2 separate regions of the Homo sapiens genome follow, and region 2 is linked to region 1. Evidence: read pairs that join two places in POLR2A ChIA-PET (ENCODE). Cell type or tissue: PC-9. All regions are shown on one strand. Each heading gives the region's core, and the rest is flanking DNA. Links, peaks and the distances in the headings are about the cores only. Region 1 overlaps LOC102724068 (a long non-coding RNA gene). Region 2 overlaps CLSTN2 (calsyntenin 2).

Region 1 (2,827 bases), core at 116-2,615:
CACACGGTGTTCCCTTGATGTAGTACTCTGCCCATTTTCCTAGGGATGTGGCTTCCTGAGAGCCAAGCTGTAGTGATTGTTATCTCTCTTTTAAATCTAGCCACCCAGCAGGTTTACCAGGCTCCGGGTTGCTACTGGGGGTTGTCTGCACAGAGTCCTGTGATGTGAACCGTCTGTGGGTCTCTCAGCCATGGATAACAGCATAGCATTTGGGCTGTCTCCTGGGTCCTGCAGGAGCAATCTGCTTTCTTCCGTGGATATGTGGGTTCCCTCAGCTTTCCTGACTTACTTGTGCGGTGGTTCTGGAGTAAGAGTTCATAATGTGAGACTCCACAAGCTCCTCTGTTCGTCTGAGTGGAGCTACAGTTTAGTTTTGCCTCCCATCTGCCATGATCCCCTTTTGCCCATTTTTAAATAGCAGTATTAGATGTTTTCCTATAGATGTTGTTTGAGCTCCTTATATATTCTGGTTATTAATCCCTTATCAGATAAATAATTTGCAAATATTCTCTCTTATTCTGTGGGTTATCTCTTCACTTTGTTAATTGTTTCCTTTGGTGTGCAGAAGGTTTATAACTTGATGTGATCCCATTTGTTCAGTTTTGCCTTGGTTTCCTCTGCTTGTGGGGTATTCCTTAAGAAATTTTTGCCCAGAACAATGTCCTGGAGAGCTTCCCCAATGTTGTCTTGTAGGAGTTTCATAGTTTGATGTCTTAGATTTAAGTCTCTAATTGATTTTAATTTGATTTTTCTATATGGCGAGAGATAGGGGTCTAGTTTCATTTTTCTGCATAAAGATATTCAGTTTTCTGGCACCATTTATTGAAAAGACTGTCTTTTCTCCAGTGTACATTCTTGGCACCTTTTTTGAAAGTGAGTTCACTGTAAGTATGTGGATTATTTTCTGTTTCATTGGTCTCTGTTTTATGTCAGTACCATACTGTTTTGGTTACTATAGCTCTGTGTTACAATTTGAAATCAGGCAATATGATTTTTCTAGTTTTGTTCATTTTGCTCAGGACAGCTTTGGCTATTCTGGGTCTTTTTTGGTTTCATATAAATTTTTGGATGATTCTTTTTCTATTTCTGTGAAAAATGTTATTGGTATCTTGATAAGGGTTGCATTAGATCTGTAGATTGCTTTGGGAAGTATGGACATTTTAACAATATATTGACTCTTTCAGTTCATGAATATGGAATACCTTTCCATCTTTTGTCTCCTCTTCACTTTCTTCAATAAATGTTTTGTAGTTTTCATTATAGAGCTCTTTTACTTCTTTGGTTAAGTTACTTCCTATGTATTTAATTTCATTTATAGCTATTGTAAATGGAATTACTTTATTGATTTCTTTTTCAGATTGTTCGCTGTTGGCATATAGAAATGCTGCGGATTTTTATATATTGATTTTGTATCCTAGAATTTTACTAAATTTGTTTATGAGATCTAACAGTTTTTTTGTGGACTCTTTAGGTTTTTTCAAATATAAGATTATATCATCTACAAACAAGGATAGTTTTACTTCTTCCTTTTCAATTTGGATGCTCTTTATTTCTTTCTCTTGTCTGATTGCTCCAGCTAAGACTTTTAGTGCTGTGTTGAATAACAGAGGCGAAAGTGGGCATCCTTGTCTTGCTTTAGATCTTAAAAGAAATTCTTTTGGTTTTTCCTTATTCAGTATGATACTAGTTATAGGTCTGTTGTATATGGCTTTTACTATGTTGAGGTATGTTCCTTCTATACCCAGTTTCTATGTCTGGGTGCTTTAGTGTTGGGTGCATATATAGTTACAATTGTTATATCATCTTTCTAAATTGACCTCTTTATCATTATATTATAACCTTCTTTGTAACTTTTTACAGTTTTTGTCCTGAAATCTATTTTCTCTGATATAAGTGTAGCTATTCCTTTTCTGTTTTGGTTTCCATTGGCATGAAATATCTTTTTCCATCCCTTTATATTTTAGTCTATGTGTGTCTTTATATGTAAAATGTGTTTCTTCTAGGCAACAGATTGTTAGGTCTTGCTTTTAAAAGATTCCATTCAGGCACTCTGTCTTTTGATTGGAGAGTTTAGTCCATTTACCGCCAATGTTCTTATTGGTAAGTAGGAACTTACTTCTGCCACTTTGTTATCTGTTTTCTGGATGTTTTGTGGTCTTGTCTTCCTTCTTTCTTCCTGTCTTCTTTTTAGTGAAGGTGATTTTCTCTGATGGCCTGTTTTAATTTCTTGCTTTACATTTTCTGTGTATCTGTTGTATGTCTTTTGACTAGAAGTTACTATGATGCTTGCAAATAATATCTTATAACCCAATTGTTTCCCCTCAGCTTTTAAGTTCAGGGGTGCATTTGCGGGATGTGTGGGTTTGTTACATAGGTAAACATGTGCCATGGTGGTTTGCTACACAGATCATCCCCTCACCTAGGTATTAAGCCCAGCATCCATTAGCTATTCTTCCTGAGGATATCCATCCCTGACAGGACCCAGTTTGTGTTGTTACCCCTTGTGTTGATGTGTTTTCATCATTCATCTCTCACTTATAAATGAAAACATGCAGTATTTGGTTTTCTGTCCCTGAGTTAGTTTGCTGAGGATAATGTCTTCCAGCTCCATCCATGTCCCTACAGAGGACATGATCTCATTCTTTTTATGGCTGTATAGTATTCCATGGTGTATATGTATCACATTTTCTATATCCAGTCTGTCATTGGTGGGCATTTAGGTTAATTCTATGTCTTTGCTATTGTGAATAGTGCTGCAAAGAACATATGGATGCATGTATCTTATTAAAGAATGATTTATATTCCTTTGGGTATATACCCAGTAATA
Region 2 (2,827 bases), core at 88-2,587, 130 kb after region 1:
GGGAGGAAGTGGGTGACAGTGAGGTAACCCTGACCATACCCCATGCCCTGTGGAATGTAGGTAGAGTGCCAAGAACCAACCAGACAGCACTTGGGGGCTCCCCCATCCTGGCCTCCATCACTGCCCTCACGGTGACCATCCTCTCTGTGTGACTGGCATGTTGAATCCATGTGCTTTAGCTGGCTCTACAGCAATCCACATCTGCTGAAGCTGGATGGAGAATAATCCTCTGGCATTATTTCATTTACAACACTTAGCATTTTGGTAGGACAACATAAACAATTGCAAAGAAGAAGTAATTCTATAACTCAACAGTAGCAGCATCCCCTCTCAACATTACAATGTTTTTCCTAGGTGTTTTTTCTCCAGTTCTTCCAAAGTATGCTAGATTGAACAACAGCCCCCATGATGCGCAGCATAAAAACAGTGATTCTCAAACTATAATAACTTTTCAACCTTACTGAAAAATAGAACTTTTCTATTTATAGCATTCCTATAAACATCCGTGAAACAACAGCTGGGAAAGGTCTATTTGGATCACACTGCATAAGAATTTGAGAGTTTGCATATTTCATGTAGCATCAGCACTAAAATGCCTTTAAAAATTTCATTTTAAGTAGCTGTGTAATATGGCTATATACTATACTTATTTCCAGATATTAATTATGTAACAGCTATTATAAATGGTATTATAATGAATTTCTTGTGTATAAATATTTGTTTGCATTTCTGATTATATCCTTAGGAAAGATTCCTGGAAATGGAATTACTGGGTCAAAGGCTGGAGGTATTTTTAAGACTCTTGATACATATTATCAATGTTTTTTTCTGCAAAGGTTACGCCTATTTATACTCCTACTCACAGAGGTTAAGAGAGCTTATGCATGGCACCCTTGCCACACTGAGTAATAAAAAATAAATAAAAATCCTGTTACTATAAAAGGGACACATTTTATCTCATTTTAATATGGGTCACAAAAGATGGCAAGATTTATATTCTCCAACATCAACAGGGAGAGCATTGTTGGTGTGAAGAACAGCCTCAGCCAAGAGTCAAAGGTAGGAATGCTTGGGAGCTGCCCCAGTGAGCTCCTAATTGGGCGTCTAAACAATCTTTTAGCTCATACAAAGCTTATGCCTGCAGAGTTTTTCCACCAAGTAATCTGTGACAGCAGCTAAAGGAAATGCCTAATTAGGGTTTTATAAATGTGGATCTATGATCAGGAAGAGACCTACATTGACCCTCTGCTAGAACTGCAGGGACAAACTGTAATTGAAAAATGATCAAGCCAGGAGGCAGCTAAAATAAATGTGTCAATGCATAGTTCAACCAAGAAAGAAGAAAATTCAGCAAAGTGACCTTTCCTTGGGGGAGAGAAGAACTTCAATTCCCGACTGTTCATGAATCACTGGTGTATCCAGCCGCACCAAGTATGTCCAAGCTCCAAGAATGTCTGACACCATCCCCCAGAATGATGCCTGAGGCCTTGCCTAGTCCAAAGACACATGAATCTCTGGACACCTGCAGATGTACTCCCACGGCAGGCAGCTGCAGCATAGCTGGTAAGTGACTCAGAGACCAGAGACCCAGGGATACACGTTCAGGAAGGGTAGCAGGGACAACGCCAAAGGAGGTCTGAGTTAGGAGTGTGCTGGAATTTCAGTGTGAGTCAGGGGCCAGGGAAGCCTCCCATGAGATGAGGAGGAGAAAATCAGGTGAGAGGTTCTCTGTGTAGTTTCTGACTGGTTGATCCAAGTGTTATATAAGTGGCCAAATTGGAAGTTCTGCCTTGGTTTCCTCAGGAAATCAGGTGTTTTTGAATGCAGCTATTCAACATAAGATACATTCACCTACCAACTACTATCTGTCAACTATTATGTCTACTAGGTGCTGCAAGAGATACAGAAGTTATGAGATAGGTCCTTTGCTTTCAAGATTTTCAATCTAATGGAGGGGCTGTATCAAGTACACAAAATCTTCAAATGTAATGAAACTTGAGATAAGTGTTGTAGACCAGGTGCAAGGCACTGTGAGGTCCCAGGGAATGGAGAGATTCTTCTCACCTTGGAGAAGGTGGAATTTAGGGTGGATATTGAAGAACTGTTAATATTTCATTAGGAATAGATGGCAAGTAATAAATTCTAAGGCAATGAAGCAGAAACCTCTTATTCCTCTATTCATTCATCTTTTTTTTGTCAGAGGCACTAGGTTTGGGGACATATAAAGATATACACATTCACTCATTCGTTAACTCCTACAGACATTTACTAAATGCACGTCCTACTTTGTGAACAAAAAAGCACCCGCCTTTATGGAGCTTATAGTCCAGCCATGGAATTGACAAAAAGGCTTATAACAGATCGGGATTCATATCCAGCACAGATTTGTGCAAGGTGCCATGTTAACCCTGTTGAGGTAGATGAGGATGACAGAGTTTGGGGTTGTCAGGCTGCATTTGCAAAAGGTGAAGAGTGTGCAATAAGGCTGCAAGGAGAGATCTGAAACTGAGGACTTGGATTGCTTTTATTCTGTAGGCAATGGGAGATCTGGAGGCTTCTAGGTGGGAGAAGCGGGTGATAGTCATAAAAACAATCCATCAGTCTTGGAACATGCTTTTCAGTATTGAAGCAGCTTTTCCTATTCCTCCTTATACTATTTAATCTTCACCACAACCCTATAAAATAGGAGGACCAATTCTGTCTTAGGCACTATTAGAAAATTAAGGAGAAAGAAATGACATTATTTTTCAAGATAATTTCAACTTTTATTTTAGATTGAGGGGTACATATGCAGATTGTTACATGGGTATATTGTGTGACTCTGAGG

What was found. Peaks named below come from ENCODE experiments on the same cell type or tissue, not always from the same donor. Only the 100,000 strongest peaks of a DNase experiment are listed, where the experiment ranks them.
Region 2: POLR2A ChIA-PET joins it to region 1 with 6 read pairs; 2 of 35 experiments call an interaction of 5 or more read pairs at or near these places.

Annotation. Positions count from the first base shown.
Region 1 is chr3:140,661,596-140,664,422 of GRCh38, reverse strand. All of the region lies in intron 1 of LOC102724068 (a long non-coding RNA gene), which reads left to right. Among named protein-coding and RNA genes, the nearest start is that of TRIM42, 15 kb to the left of the region's middle. In PC-9, for the core only: no CTCF peak of the experiment used is centred there; no DNase peak of the experiment used is centred there.
Region 2 is chr3:140,528,005-140,530,831 of GRCh38, reverse strand. All of the region lies in intron 8 of CLSTN2 (calsyntenin 2), which reads right to left. Among named protein-coding and RNA genes, the nearest start is that of CLSTN2-AS1, 21 kb to the right of the region's middle. In PC-9, for the core only: no CTCF peak of the experiment used is centred there; a DNase peak (open chromatin) is centred at 1,541; H3K4me3 peaks cover 439 bases; H3K27ac peaks cover 2,500 bases.